Linked DNA regions of Homo sapiens: region 2 is linked to region 1. A link is an interaction called in ENCODE POLR2A ChIA-PET data of the cell type or tissue named here. Cell type or tissue: Caco-2. All regions are shown on one strand. Links, peaks and the distances in the headings refer to the core of each region. The heading gives the core; the rest is flanking DNA.

Region 1 (7,962 bases), core at 1,002-6,001:
ATGTGGATATTTATTGTAATACTGTTATGGTAGGGAAAGTATGGAAACAACCTAAATCTCCATCTATAAGGGGCTGCTTTGATGGACTTATGCAATCAAACACAGGTTGAAAATCCCTTATCCAAAATTCTTGGGAACAGACATGTTTCAGATTTTGGATATTTTTGGATTTCAGAATATTTGCATATACATGATGAGATATCTTTGGATTTCAGAATATTTGCATATACATGATGAGATATCTTTGGATTCAAGTCTAAACACAAAATTCATTTATATTTCATGTATACTCTATACACATAGCCTGAAGGTAATTTTATACAATATTTTTAACAGTTCTGTGCATGAAACAAATTTTCACTGTGTTTTGACTGCAACCTGTCACATGAGGCCAGGTGTGGAATTTTCCACTTGTGGCATGTGAGCCCTCAAAAAGTTTTGGATTTAGGGAGCATTTCAGCTTTCAGATTTTTGGATTAGAGATACTCAATGCTATGGTTTGGAAGTTTGTTCCGCTAGACCCTTGTTGACATCTGATTCCCAATGTTAGAGGTGGAGCCTAATACAGGGTGTTTGGGCCTTGGCAGTGGATCCCTCATGAATGGATGAATCCCCTCCCACCTCCTAGGGGAGAGGAGTGGATCAATTTTCACTCTATTAGTTCCCACAAGAGCTGTTTGTTAAAAAGAGCCTGGCACCTCCTCTTTCGCTCTTGATCTCTGCACACAGCAGCTCCCCTTCACATTCTTCTATGAGTGCAAGCAGCCTGTGGCCCTTACCAGATGCAGAATCACAATCATGAACTTTTTCAGACATCACAATCATGAGCCAAATAAACCTTTTTTCTTTATAAATTACCCAGCCTCTAGGCACAGTGGCTTATGCCTGTACTTCCAGCATTTTGGGGGGCTGAGGCAGGTGAATCGCTTGAGCCCAGGAGTTCAAGATGAGCCTGGGCAACAAAGTGAGACCCTGTCTCCACAAAAATAAAAAAAATAAAAAAAGTTAGCTGGTACGATGGTACACACCTGTGGTCCCAGCTACAAGAGAGGCTGAGGCAGGAGGATTGCTTGATTCTGGGAGGTAGAGGCTGCAGTAAGCCATGATCATGCCACCGCACTCCAGCTTGAGTGACAAAGTGAGACCTTGTCTAAAAAAAGTTAAAAATAAATTAAAAATAAATAAATAAAATATATTACGCAGCCTCAGGTTTTTCTCTATAACAACACTAAACAGACTAAGACACTCAACTTGAACCATGCCAGAAAAAAGAATGAGGAAACATTTATGTTATGACAAGGGGTACTGCCAAGATACAGTGTTAATTAGAAGAAGCAAAGTATAAAACAGTGCAAAAATGAGTGACAAGTAGATGATACATGTACATATTTGCTGCATAATCACAGAAAATGGTAGCGCTGAATTTCTCTAAAGCTTGAATTTGGGTAGTTGAGTGGCCAAGAAAATTTTCACTGTGTATTCCTTTTCATCTTTTGATTGTATTTTGTGAATGTGTAGCTTTTTAAAAAATAAAATGGGCCAGGTACAGTGGCTCATGCTACTTTGAGAGGCCGAGGTAGGAGGATCACTTGAGTCCAGGAGTTTAAGATCAGCCTGAGCAACAAGGTGAGACCCCCATCTCTGCAAAAAATTAAAATATTAGCCAGGCATTGGGGAACACGCCTGTAGCCCCAGCTATTCGGGAGGCTGAGGCAGGAGCATTACGTGAGCCCAGGAGGTCCAGGCTGCGCTTCAGCCTGGGTGACAAAGTGAGACCCTGTCTCTAAAAAATAAGTACGTAAATAAATAAAATAAAATAAAACATATATAAAATATATGGAACACTCATGATACAGGGTAAGCATGGAATAAATGTTAACACTTATTTTAAATGTTTACTTAATGATAATGATTATCTTCCACTAAAATAAAGATATCCAGAGACTAAAAAAAAATACCTGTTTAAAAATTGAAATACTAGGCCAGATGCAGTGGCTCACACCTGTAATCCTAGCACTTTGGGAGGCCGAAGGAGGAAGATCACATGAGCCTAGGGTTTGAGGCTGCAGTGAGTTATGGTACTACTATTGCACTCCAGCCTGAGTGGCAGAGACCCCGTCTCAAAAAAAAAAATTATGATATATAAGTAATTTTAAACAATTGGTCTTAGTTTTAAGTTATAAGGGCATTTTTTGGGGGGACGCATGAAGTCCTACAATCTGGTCCTTTATCATTTACATCTCTAATAAAGGTATTAAAATACCCAGTAATTTTAAAAAATCTACTTATATGCAAAGAATATGACTAGAAGGAAAAGTTTTCATATACAAATGAAAATTTCTCATGATTTAGTCTTTGAGCCATTGGAGGTTTGGTAGATAATAGATGTCATTTAAACTTCTCTCAAACATTACCAGATTTTGAAAAATGAATAAAAATATTGAACATATTTTAGATAGATTTATTTATATATAGTTGTGTTTTGTTTGTAGTCCTGAGCTTTGAGCAAATCTGGATAAACTGAGAAAAAATGAAAAATGAAGAATTTATTTCCATTTGTGTTTTCTTTCTTTTCTTTTCTTTTTTTTCTTTTTTTTTTTTTTTTGAGATGGAGTTTCACTCTGTTGCCTAGGCTGGAGTGCAGTGGCGCGATCTTGGCTCACTGCAACCTCCACCTCCCAGGTTCAAGCGATTTTCCTGCCTCAGGCTCCTGAGTAGCTGTGACTACAGGCATGCGCCACCATGCCCAGCTAATTTTTGTATTTTTAGTAGAGATGGGGTTTCACCATGTTGGCCAGGCTGGTCTCGGACTCCTGACCCCAAGTGATCCACCCACCTCAGCCTCCCAATGTGCTGGTACTACAGCCATGAGCCACCGCACCAGGCTCTTCCTTTCTCCCTCCCTCCCTCCCTCCCTCCCTCCCTCCCTCCCTCCCTTCCTTCTTTACTTCCTTCCTTCCATCCTTTCTTTTCTTTCTTTATTCCTCCCTCCCTTCCTTCCTTCAATCCTTTCTTTTCTTTCTTTATTCCTCCCTCCCTTCCTTCCCTCCCTTCCTTCCCTCCTTTCCTTCCCTTCCTTCCCTCCCTTCCTTCCCTCCTTCTCCTTCCCCTTCCACTTCCCCTTCCCTTTCCCCTCCCTTACGACAGATCTCACTATGTTGCCCAGGCTGGAGTGAGTGGCTACTCACAGGTGCCATTATAGCGCACTGCAGCCTTGAACTCCTGGCCTCAAGTGGTCCCACCTCAGCCTCCTGAATAGCTGGAACTACAGGTGCACACCACCATGCGTCACTTCTTTTCCCATTTGACTTATATGTATTTAGGCCATCAGGCTGTTCTAGCCTTTTTTTTTCCAATAAGCTACACATGTAGGTTTCTCACTTTTGTTAGATATTCCATTATTAACATTCTATTTTGTTCTCTCTTACACTTGGTAATAACAGGTTCACTTATTTTATCGGTTTTTAATTTCTTAGACAGAAACATTGATATGGTTTGGCTGTGTCGCCAACCAAATCTCATCTTGAATTGTAGTTTCCATAATCCCCACATGTTATGGAGAGAATTGAATCATGGAGGTGGTTTCTCCCATCCTGTTCTCGTGGTAGTGAGTTATTTCTCACAAGATCTGATGGTTTTATAAGGGGCTTGCTTCCCCCTTAGCTAGGCATTCATACTTCTCCTTGCTGCCGTCATGTGAAGAAGGATGTGTTTGCTTCCCCTTCCACCATAACTGTAAGTTTCCTGATTCCTCCCCAACCATGCTGAACTGTGAGTCAATTAAACCTCTCTCCTTTTTTTTTTTTTTTTTTTTTTTGGAGAGATGGAGTCTCACTCTGCTGCCCAGGCTGGGTTCAGTGTCACAGTCATAGGTCACTACAGCCTTGAGCTCCTGGGCTCAAGTAATTCTCCCACCTCAACCTCCCAAGTAGCTGGGACTATAGGCATCCACCACCACACCTGGCTAATTTTTGTATTTTTAGTAGAGATGGGGTTTTACCATGTTGGCCAGGCTGGTCTTGAACTCCTGGTCTCAAGTGACCCACCCACCTCGGCCCCCCAAAGTGCTGCGATTACAGGCTTGAGCCACCACACCTGGCCAAACCTCTTTCCTTTATAACCTAGCCAGTCTCGCTGGGCGCAGTGGCTCACGCCTGTAATCCCAGCACTTTGGGAGGCCAAGGCGGGTGGATTGCCTGAGGTCAGGAGTTCGAGAACAGCCTGGCCAACATGGTGAAACTCCATCTCTACTAAAAATACAAAAATTAGCCAGTGTGGTGGCATGTTCCTGTAGTCCCAGCTACTTGGGAGGCTGAGGCAGGAGAATCACTTGAATCCGGAGGGCGGAGGTTGCAGTGAGCCAAGATGGCACCACTGCACTCCAGCCTGGCAACAGAGAGAGACTTCGTCTCCAAAAAAAAAAAAAAAAAAAAAATTACCCAGTCTCACGGATGTCTTTTTTATTAGCAGCGTGAGAATTGACTAATATAAACAGTTTTTAGGGCTTGTTACCTCTATGATGTTAGCATGTGTCCCTCTAGACTCTAATCTTGTAGCCTAGTATTTTCCAACATTTAATTTATTAAAACATTTGATTTATTAAATCAAATAGCACATCTCCTATGAAATTGTTAGAAACCTGCAAAGTTGGATAGCCCAATTTTTCTCCCATGATTCTTAATGCTACCTCCATTTTATAACACATTTTATAATGCTCTGTCTCTTTCAGTAAACACTGAACTCTTCAAAAGCAGCAGCACTGTTTTTCACTGTTATAACTATGTGCACAGCCCAACATGTATTAGGTACTCAATAATATCTGCAGAATAAAGACTTATTTTTCCCAGTAGATATGTTACATCCTAATGAAATTACTTCAGCAAATATTATCACTATATTGTAATATTAGGGTATTTTAATTCAATATAAAAGTAAATCAAATGAAGAGTGCAGAGTCTTTATCCAGCATATGTCAAAATTAGACTATAGAGGAATTCTGTTTTCCAAGATCAAATTTCAAATTAATTTCATAATAAATAATTGTGATCTAAATTGCCAATTTTAAGCTGAAATGATTGATATGTGTGTGTGTTTGTGTGCGTGTGTGGGTGTGTGTGTGGGTGTGTGTGTGTGTGTGTGTGTTTGTGTGTGTGTGTGGGTGTGTGTGTTTGTGGGTGTGTGTGTGGGTGTGGGGGTGTGTGTGTGTGTTTGTGGGTGTGTGTGTGGGTGTGGGTGTGTATAAGCTGAACAAGTAGCCTCCTTCTGACAACATGGTCCCATGATCACTTTTAAGGAAATGTTCAAGAAGTAATTGACTTGGCCGGGCGCGGTGGCTCACGCCTGTAATCCCAGCACTTTGGGAGGCCGAGGCGGGCGGATCACGAGGTCAGGAGATCGAGACCATCCCGGCTAAAACGGTGAAACCCCGTCTCTACTAAAAATACAAAAAATTAGCCGGGCGTAGTGGCGGGCGCCTGTAGTCCCAGCTACTTGGGAGGCTGAGGCAGGAGAATGGCGTGAACCCGGGAGGTGGAGCTTGCAGTGAGCCGAGATCCCGCCACTGCACTCCAGCCTGGGCGACAGAGCGAGACTCCGTCTCAAAAAAAAAAAAAAAAAAAAAAAAAGAAGTAATTGACCCTGTTGGCTAATTTTTCTCAGGAGCAACAACTCATATTACTAATGATCAAAACAAAATTGTCATTTTTTGACAGTTGTCCCCAAACATCTAGACAGACTGTTAGATTAATGCTTTTAGTGACCTAGGAGGGCATGTTTTACAGTCTGCTGTAGAAACAAGAGTAGCTGTGACAATTTGGCTATGGGGTAACTTCTTTCCTTCTTTGTGAAATGGGAGTATAATACCAGCCTCTCGGGTATGTTTTTATTTTTTATATATATGAAATGTTTATTTTAGCTTTATTTGTATTGTCAAAAACTTAAACCAAACTGAGGTGAACCTGGAGAGAGATAGTTGAATAAAACTGGTACATTACTGCAATGGAACTATGCATCTATTAAAAACAAATGATCATATCTATGTCAGTTGAACTGGATATATGTCCATCGTATAGTAAGTGAGAAAAACATATCACAGGATAAATAATTGCACTTTTGTAAAAAAAAAAAACCAAAAACAAAACAAAACAAAAAAAAACAAAACAAGCCACAAGTCATAATTCCCAATTTCTGTTTATATAGCATTTTGTTTATGCTTAAAAGGAATGGAGGAATAACTTTCTCTCCATACCTCTTTGGTAGAGTCACTTGAGCATGTATGCTGTTTTTTCCCGCCTCACAAGTTTAGTAGCCAAGGTCACTTTTTTTAAATTGACAAATAAAAATTTTATATATTTATGGTGTACAATATAGTGTTTTGATATATGTATACATTGTGGAATGATGGTCAACTTTTTTATGATGCTTTGCACAGATTTCTGGAGCTCCAACAGAGTTCCACAATTTAAATAGATCCATTGCTGCAATTTGAGAAATGTCATAACCCTCACTGAAACCCTCATTCTTAGTGAAGTGAGATATTCCTTTCAGTGGGCAACAATATAAAACCCCCTTTTTTTTTTTTGCTCCTCACTAGTATCCAGGGCACATAAATTACTCTTTAGCTAGCATAGAAATCCTGAATTTCTTATTGTCACTAGTGTTCTCAATTATGACATAATCCCAGCACTTTGGGAGGCCGAGGCAGGTGGATCACTTGAGGTCAGGAGTTCGAGACCAGCCTTGCCAACATGGTGAAACCCCGTTTCTACTAAAAATACAAAAATTAGCCAGATGTGTTGGCACGCACCTGTAATCCCACCTACTTGGGAGGCTGAGGTGGGAGAATCGCTTGAATCTAGGAGGCAGAGGTTGCAGTGAGCCAAGATCACGCCATTGTACTCCAGGCTGGGCAATGGAGCAAGACTCCGTCTCAAAAAAAAAAAAAAGGCTCAGCTGATACAAGTAAAAGTCAGGGAGAATTGCATAAGGAATCTGGTAGCCATTAAGCCCTGTGGTTTACTAAACTTATTCATCCTTCAAATTTGAATTCTAGAAATCTGTAAAACTAGACAGTATTATTTGGCCATTTGCAAAAATAGTATGTATTGTTTGTTTTTGATGGTTAATACGAGAAAATACCTTGGGGAGGAGTAATTCTCTGTTTTGGTTTTATCAAGAATGGTACCCATTATATTATTTAATGTTTCTGTTATAATGTAGAGAAACCATAGAGATGGAAAACCATTAATAGACTATTTTGTTTATGTATGAAATTTCCTGAACAGAAGGGAGATACATTGGAGAGATATTATACAAGAAGAATTGACAGATTGTGACAGTGAACATTCCTGAGATCTACTGTGTGCAGAAGTAGAGTGAGATCTTAAGGGTTTCTAGACCAAGGTACCTTTAAAAAAATAGAGAGGGTAACAGGAGAAGGTAATTTGAGTGTAAGGTATAGATGAGAGTTCACTTTGGGATATATCAACTTTGGTGGGATATGATATTGGAAAGATGACTAAAAAATTCCCAAGTGCCAATCCATCTTCTTTGAAATTCAAACCAATCAAATTCAAACTGTTAGTAATCAAACTGCTACCAAATTCAAACTGTTAGTAATCAATATGTATCTAGGATGGTTAATAATGGCATTAGGATACAGAAGGTACCTATATGTGAAAGCATCTGGCACACAGTAGGTATGGAGTAATGTTTGTTTTTGTATCTTTAATTCCCAGAAATCATTCTGCCAAAGAAACAGAATCTCAAGGAATAAAACTCTCTATTATTAAGAAGAAATTTTTATGTTTATAGGATTTTTAAATTGTATGCATCATTTTCAATACATTTTAACAGTATTACAATAGTAAGATTACTAGGAATAAATGTTAAGACTAGGAATATAAAAAATGAAAAATCACAGGTTCTTTTATTTGAGATATAATACCATTCATTTTTAACGTC
Region 2 (7,962 bases), core at 986-5,985, 330 kb before region 1:
GATGACAAGTTAATCTTTGAATATCACGGATAATATCTCATTGACATATTTATGTATATGACTAAATTGAATATTCGGTTACATGGTTGTTTCTGTCACATGAAATGTACATGTATATGCATGTGTATCTGTCTGTAGGTAAATAAGGCCATGCTGCAAATTTTCTGTTTGACCCTCCAGATCACCACCCATTTCCACTCTCGTCCCTGCACTGGTAGGCTGACCTATAAGGACTACATCAATGGACTCTGTTGTTTGCTTGCTTCTAGGCAGGTTCAACTAATAGAGTACATCAGCAGGAGATGGGAGAGAAGGACAGCAAGAGTTTGAAGTATTTATTCCCCATGTCCCTCCCTAAGGTGGTCACTGTGAGAGGGCAAGGGCTCCATCCTTGACCAGACTTCAGATTGGTAAGGCCCTTGCTCTTACCAGCCCCAAGAAATTGCATCACTGTGGTTTCCCCACATCCCCCTTGCATCCTTGTAAATAGTCTCTTTATTAAGCTCTCTTGAAAATCCCTAATGTGAGTGTCCCATCTTACCTCATGTTATGAGGGTCTCTGGTTGATACAAATTCTTAACATGAATAATATAATGGACTGTATAGTTAATATTTTCATCTGCCTCCCAGATTCAATATCCTCCTTCTTCTGGTCAACCTCCTGCTTCTGTTGAGATTGTAAAACATGTGCTCCATTACACATTGCCCCACTCACTGCAAAAACCACCCCAGGATCATGGTGGGTCACTTATATTCCTACTATCCCTTAGAATAAGGATAACTTCACAAGGTGAAGCTGCACTCTAAGCCAGACTAATAAGAATTCTGTACCCAGAACTTCCCAAATTGGAGGGAAGTGGCTTGTCCTCTTCTTGAATGAATAACTGATAAATGTAACCTTGGGGCTCTCTGTGGCCATACCTCATCTTCTCAAGTAGAGCCTTCTATAGAATGGAACTCAGCAGACAACTAGGAATAAGAGAAAGATGGTGCCAAGGAGAGGGTCCTGAAGTCATTGTGCCCATTTCATTCCCTGAGCTCCTTGTTCCTGCAGCTCTCTTCTACGCCTGCCTTCACTGCTATATGAGCATACAGCATCTATAGTATATGCCCTCTGTGCTTGAACTAGTTGAAGTTTCTGTCACATGCAACTAAAAAAAAGTGCTATTGAAATAATGGTAAAAAGTATAAATTGATATGTTTGTAATATTTGAATCCCAATTGTTTTGAATAATTCAGTGATGCTGGCAAGAAATGCACTAGAAAAGTCTTGACCTGCATTTTCACCAGAGTCAACAGGACCCTTTATCACCAAGAGTCTTCAGAAAGCCTCCACTGGAATTAAGTTTTTCGTTTTTGTTTTTTGAGACAGAGTCTCACTCTGTCACCCAGGCTGGAGTGCAGTGATGTGATCTTGGCTCACTGCAACCTCCACCTCCTGGGTTCAAGGTGGTTCTCCTGCCTTAGCCCCCCGAGTAGCTGGGATTACAGATGCCTGCCATGATGCCCAGCTAATTTTTTTGTATTTTTAGTAGAGATAGTGTTTCACCATTTTGGCCAGGCTGGTCTTGAACTCCCGACCTCAGGTGATCCTCCCGCCCTAGCCTCCCAAAGTGCTGGGATTACAGGCATGAGCCACCATGTCCGGCCAGAATTCAGTTTTTCTTAGGACGTATTTTGGACATATTTCTAGTCCAGATTATTTCCTGAAGGGAAAAATGACTGGATTAGGAGAGGGAGGATGGCAGCAGGGTGGACAGAGAGGAGAGCTTCCATTTCTTCTTATTTTTAAAGTACAAGCATGGTTAGGTATTTTGGTTTTATTATTTGTTGTGGAATTTTACTTATTTATTTTTTTGGTCAAAGAGAGCCTGAATGAAGAGTAGGTAGAATAATAGAAGAAAATGTATTCTTCCAGCCAGGTGCGGTGGCTCACACCTGTAATCCCAGCACTTTGGGAGGCTGAGTTGGGCAGATCGCTTGAGCCCAGGAGTTTGAGAACAGCTTGGGCAACATGGTGAAACCCCATTCCTACAAAATATACAAGTTTTAGCCGGGCATGGTGGCGTGCGCCTGTGGCCCCAGCTTCTTGGGGAGCTGAGGTGGAAGCATCACTTGAGCCTGGGAGGTCGAGGCTGCAGTGAGCCGTGTTTGCGCCACTGCACTCCAGCCTGGGTGACAAAGTGAGACCCTGTCTCCAAAACAAAAACAAAAAGAAAAAGAAAAAGAAAATGTATTCTTCCTAAACCGAACAGCTTCCCTCCATAGGTGTGACATTGTGTGGATTCAAAAAAGCACAAACACAGCACAAAAGACAAATGGGATTACACTCCATTAGAATAATTTGCATATGCATTAACAATACATGTCACCTACTTCTCTGGCTGCAGCATTGTGAGACTAACAAAACCTTTGAAAAGATAGGAAATAGTCCATAAATATTAATAATAGTTTACCTTCCTACAATTAAAAAATAGGAAGCCAGCATAATTCACCATGTTTTGTTATACTTATCAAAGCACATCTTTTCATTAATATTCTAAATCTAGTTTTAGAGCAATTATATTATTACTGGCGAAGTAGTTTCTCTGAAGAATTTGGGACACTGAAAAAAGAATTCATAAGATTAACATAATCCCAGCACTTTGGGAGGCCGAGCCAGGTAGATCACATGAGCCCAGGAGTTTGAGACCAGCCTAGGCAATATGGCGAAACCCCATCTCTACAAAAAACACAAAAATTATATAGGCATGGTGGTGCGTGTCTGTAATCTGAGCTGCTCGGGGAGCTGAGGCAGGAGAATTGCTTAGTCCAGGAGGTTAAGACTGCAGTGAGTCATGTTAGTACCACTACACTCCACACTCCAGCCTGGGTGACAAAGTGAGACCCTATCTCCAAAAAAAAAAAAAAAAAAAAAAGAATTCATAAGATTAACAATGAGCATCATTAAAACACTATAACAGAAAAGATCAAGAAATAAACACAAAGGAGACATTCAAATCCAAGTTGTCCTCAATCTACAAACTTCTATTAATATTTTTCTTTTATTCTTTTTTTGAGACAGGGTCTCACTTTATCACTCAGGCTGGAGTGAGTGGTGCAATCACAGCTCACTGCAGCCTTTACTTCCCAGCCTTAGGTGATCCTCTGACCTCAGATTCCTGAGTGGCTATGACTACAGGCATGCGCCACAACACCTAGCTAATTTCTGTATTTTTTGTATAGCGGGGGCTTTGCCATGTTGCCCAGGCTGGTCTCAAACTCCTTGGGCCCAAGTGATCCACCCACCTTGGCCTACCAAAGTGCTGGGACTACAGGGGTGAGCCACAGATGTCTGGCTCTAACTGCTATTGTTACTTCTAAAACAGGTATTTGTGAATTCATTTGGAACTTAGAAGAAAAAATTCCTATGGAAACAATGCTAAAAATGGTAGTTAGGTTCCTAGCAGGACCTTGCAGGTCTACTAACCCCCAGGCAGCTGAACCAAAGAACTCTAGCTCCCTGTTGTTTTTGTGGGAAAGCAGTCAAATTCCAACCTGCAACCCAGGATTTTGGAATCTCTCTCTCTTTTCTGACATCATCATCCACCACAACTCCACAGCTTGAGAAACTGGAGTAGAATCCTCCAGTCTCTTCTACTGAGCCAACAGGAAAAAAGAATTCTTTCCCTCATGGTGACAAAAGAAAAAAAAGAATTCTCAGGTACAAACATTAGCAGGAAGGAGGCAGTGACTCATCTATCAGGATGTTCAGACTTTAGTTTTCAGGGCTTGGGAAGGGCCCAAGTCCAGATACTTGCTTCATTTTCTTTCATAATGAATTTCTCATTGCTGCCCTGTGTTTGCTTTTGTTTAAAAGAAATCGCTGTGTTGCTTTTTGATCCTGAGAGACAGCAGGTGTTTTGAATTTTTATTATTCTTGTGAGTAAATGGTAGAATCTGTAAATCCAAGGCTCCTCCTGTTCTTCCTCTTGTCCTTTGTCCTCAAGAGGAAGCTCACTCTGGACAACTTTACCTGAGATACCAGAAACCACACACAGGTTCTACCAGCCACCTTTTAGGATTCTCTGAAGGCATCACCTAAATACAATCTCCTGTATATTATTCTAACAACAACTACTGCCAAAAGTTAACTCAGATCCATTTTTTAAATGTCAAGCCTCAAAAGATTTTCCCCTCCCTCCAAAAACATTAGCATGCAAACGAGTTAGCAGCCACTAATAATTTTTTTTGCTCCAAAATTATTAGCTAATTATAACAATTACTGCATTCTTAGCCTATCAGACCATGCTTTGATCATCCAGAGACAAAGATGTTTCTTGGAACCAATCCACAGGGCAACAAACAGAATCTGTTTTGATTGTTCTTTCTGAAAATCATGTTGCCAATAGTGCTCATCATCATTGCTGACCACTGAGGCTTGGCGCAGATCCAGAACGAATGGTTCCAGCATGCTATCAAGCGTCCTTAGAGGATGAGTTCTCGCCTGGCAACTTTCCCTCTAAAACATTCATAAAACCAAATAAGTGCCACATAAACATATATTCTCTGACACAAGTTTTCACTCATATCTTTCAGAATCCTGAAAATTCTGAGTATATGGGTCTGCATACATTTAAGTGATAAAAAGCATGTCTCCATTTCACAGCACTCTTCTCTAATAAGTATTACATTACAGATTGCCATATTGAGGACAATCTAATAAGACTTATGTGTGAAGGAGGTAAGAAATACCTCCAAAGTTAGCAAAATATTCTCCTTATCTACCACTTGGTTGATATTAATAATTTAAGGCTCTTCCAAACCATATGTGTATCTTTACATTTGAAAATGTCTAGGCATCATCTGGCATTAAAACTTAATCACCACTCAGAAAAGTTTAGTTTGTGTAGGTCAAAGCTTAGTGAACTATTAAAGCAACAAAAGCTTACAGTGGAGTTGTAAAGATTATACTAGACAATATGATGGAAACTTAAAAATTCACTTTAAAACGTATTTACATTCAATCACTTGCCAGTGTATATATTACCCTTGAATCAATTAAATACTTGATGACTGTTGATGTTTATTATGGCAAAAGATTTTCTGACTTCACTGTATTCACTAAATGTACTTGTCATTACATTGTGGTTTTAAACAACTCGATGGCACAAAATATTGCAGATTTTTATCTCATGATTTTTTCTCTTACAGTTTTGGCACATTCTGTTTATGGTAGGGAATGGTAATTCAAGTTAGGGGCAGGGTGTAATAAGAACCATCTGTCCTTTTCCCCATCTGAGTCCTTCTGTCATGAGTAATTGTTGTTACAAAAAAAAAAAAAGTGTACCACCTCCTTCTTGTACTTTGCGAGAGGTTACTAGTCATTCCCTTCTTTTACAATAACGTGCTTAAAATATTACATGCTTAGTTCTCTGTGGCACTAAATATGCAATCTCTGCTATTAGGATTCCAAAGCCTTCCAGTAGACTTCGAGAGACAGGTGGAAGCCATTCTTGTTAATGTCAGAGTCTAACAAAATAGAGACAATATTTAAATGGTTAGTCAAGAATGCTCCACTTTGTATTAAATATCCCAGATGTTTGCTTCATTAGGAATAAAAAAGAACTGAAGAAAAAAAAATATGTATCATGTACAAAGGAGTTTCTAAAGGGTATGAGAAAAATGTTAATATTGCATCAAGGTATGTTCATGATTTACAGAAAATAAGTACCAGGCTGGGCAACATAGGGAGACCTCATATCTACAAAAGATTTTTTTTTTTTTAATTAGCCAGGTGTGGTGGCACTTGCCTGTGGTCCCAAATATTTGGGAGGCTGAGGTAGGAGGATTTCTTGAGCCTGGGGAGGTTGAGGCTGCAGTGAGCCATGATCACACCACTGCACTCCAGCCTGGGTGTCGGAGTGAGGCCTTGTCTCTTAAAAAAAAAAGAAAAAAGAAAACAAGTTAAAAACCTAAATTCATACTTCCTAAAGACTTCTAGCATTATTTAATTTCAGAAGCATTTTTAAGAGAAAGTGAAAAGGATCTGAAGTAGGATTTAATTGTTTCTTGTTTGTTTGTTTTTGAGACGGAGTCTCACTCTGTCACCCAGGCTGGAGTGCAGTGGCACGATCTTGGCCCACTGTAACCTTCGCCTCCCAGGTTCAAGAGATTCTACTGCCTCAGCCTCCCGAGTAGCTGAGACTACAGGCACCCACCACCACGCCTGGCTAATTTTTGTATTTTTAGTAGAGATGGGGTTTCACAACATTGGCCAGGCTAGTCTCGAACTCCTGACCTCAGGTGATCCACCCACCTCAGCCTCCCAAAGTGCTGGGATTATAGGTGTGAGCCACGGCACCCAGCCTAATTGTTTCTTAGAAGAAAAGAAATTCTAGGAGGAACCAACATAAGAGGTAATCTAGGAGATGAAAGATGTGCTCAGAGATGTTGCATTATTAGCCCTAAAGAGGTAGCTCCCAAAAGGATCTACTTTACTTCAAGTGGAAGATTCACCAAGTTAGACTACAATTCTAATTATCATTGCTTTGTAAATAATATGTCTTTTTGGTTTCTTCTCCATCCCAATTTACCTTTTCTATTTTCCATTTCTTCCTTTCTCCAAGTTATGGGTAGTTTTGTCAGTTTTGGCTCATTGAGTCTCACTTCTGCTCTTTTTCTTTTTTTTATTTTTTTATTTTTTATTTATTTATTTATTTATTTTTTAATTATACTTTAAGTTTTAGAGTACATGTGCACAACGTGCAGGTTTGTTACATATGTATGCATGTGCCATGTTGGTGTGCTGCACCCATTAACTCGTCATTTAGCATTAGGTATATCTCCAAATGCTATCCCTCCTCCCTCCCCCGACCCCACAACAGTCCCCGGTGTGTGATGTTCCCCTTCCTGTGTCCATGTGTTCTCATTGTTCAATTCCCACCCCTGAGTGAGAACATGGGGTGTTTGGTTTTTTGTCCTTGTGATAGTTTGCTGAGAATGATGGTTTCCAGTTTCATCCGTGACCCCACAAAGGACATGAACTCATCATTTTTTACGGCTGCATAGTATTCCATGGTGTATATGTGCCACATTTTCTGAATCCAGTCTATCGTTGTTGGACATTTAGGTTGATTCCAAGTCTTTGCTATTGTGAATAGTGCCTCAATAAACATATGTGTGCATGTGTCTTTATAGCAGCATGATTTATAATCCTTTGGGTATATACCCAGTAATGGGATGGCTGGGTCAAATGCTATTTCTAGTTCTAGATCCCTGAGGAATCGCCACACTGACTTCCACAATGGTTGAACTAGTTTACAGTCCCACCAACAGTGGAAAAGTGTCCTATTTCTCCACATCCTCTCCAGCAACTGTTGTTTCCTGACTTTTTAATGATCGCCATTCTAACTGGTGTGAGATGATATCTCATTGTGGTTTTGATTTGCATTTCTCTGATGGCCAGTGATGGTGAGCATTTTTTTCATGTGTTTTTTGGCTGCATAAATGTCTTCTTTTGAGAAGTGTCTGTTCATATCCTTTGCCCACTTTTTGATGGGGTTGTTTGTTTTTTTCTTGTACATTTGTTTGAGTTCATTATAGATTCTGGATATTAGCCCTTTGTCAGATGAGTAGGTTGCAAAAATTTTCTCCCATTCTGTAGGTTGCCTGTTCACTCTGATGGTATTTTCTTTTGCTGTGCAGAAGCTCTTTAGTTTAATTAGATCCCATTTGTCAATTTTGGCTTTTGTTGCCATTGCTTTTGGTGTTTTAGACATGAAGTCTTCTTTTTCTAATTTTCTATTGATACTTAATTTCAATTACTTTTGTTTGTCATTTATAGAAGTTCATTTGATTGGCTGGGCATGGTGGCTCACGCCTGTAATCCCAGTACTTTGGGAGGCCAAGGCGGGTGGATCACCTGAGGTGAGGAGTTTGAGACCAGCCTGGCCAAAATGTCAAACCCCCACCTCTACTAAA

The links. ChIA-PET counts read pairs that join two places held together with the same protein. Peaks named below come from ENCODE experiments on the same cell type or tissue, not always from the same donor. Only the 100,000 strongest peaks of a DNase experiment are listed, where the experiment ranks them.
Region 2: POLR2A ChIA-PET joins it to region 1 with 5 read pairs; 2 of 35 experiments call an interaction of 5 or more read pairs at or near these places.

Annotation. Positions count from the first base shown.
Region 1 is chr4:158,732,446-158,740,407 of GRCh38, reverse strand. No RefSeq gene overlaps it. Among named protein-coding and RNA genes, the nearest start is that of PPID, 13 kb to the right of the region's middle. In Caco-2, for the core only: no CTCF peak of the experiment used is centred there; no DNase peak of the experiment used is centred there.
Region 2 is chr4:159,067,408-159,075,369 of GRCh38, reverse strand. It overlaps a transcript of SPMIP2 not described here. Among named protein-coding and RNA genes, the nearest start is that of RAPGEF2, 32 kb to the left of the region's middle. RefSeq lists a silencer at 3,499-3,793. In Caco-2, for the core only: no CTCF peak of the experiment used is centred there; a DNase peak (open chromatin) is centred at 3,759.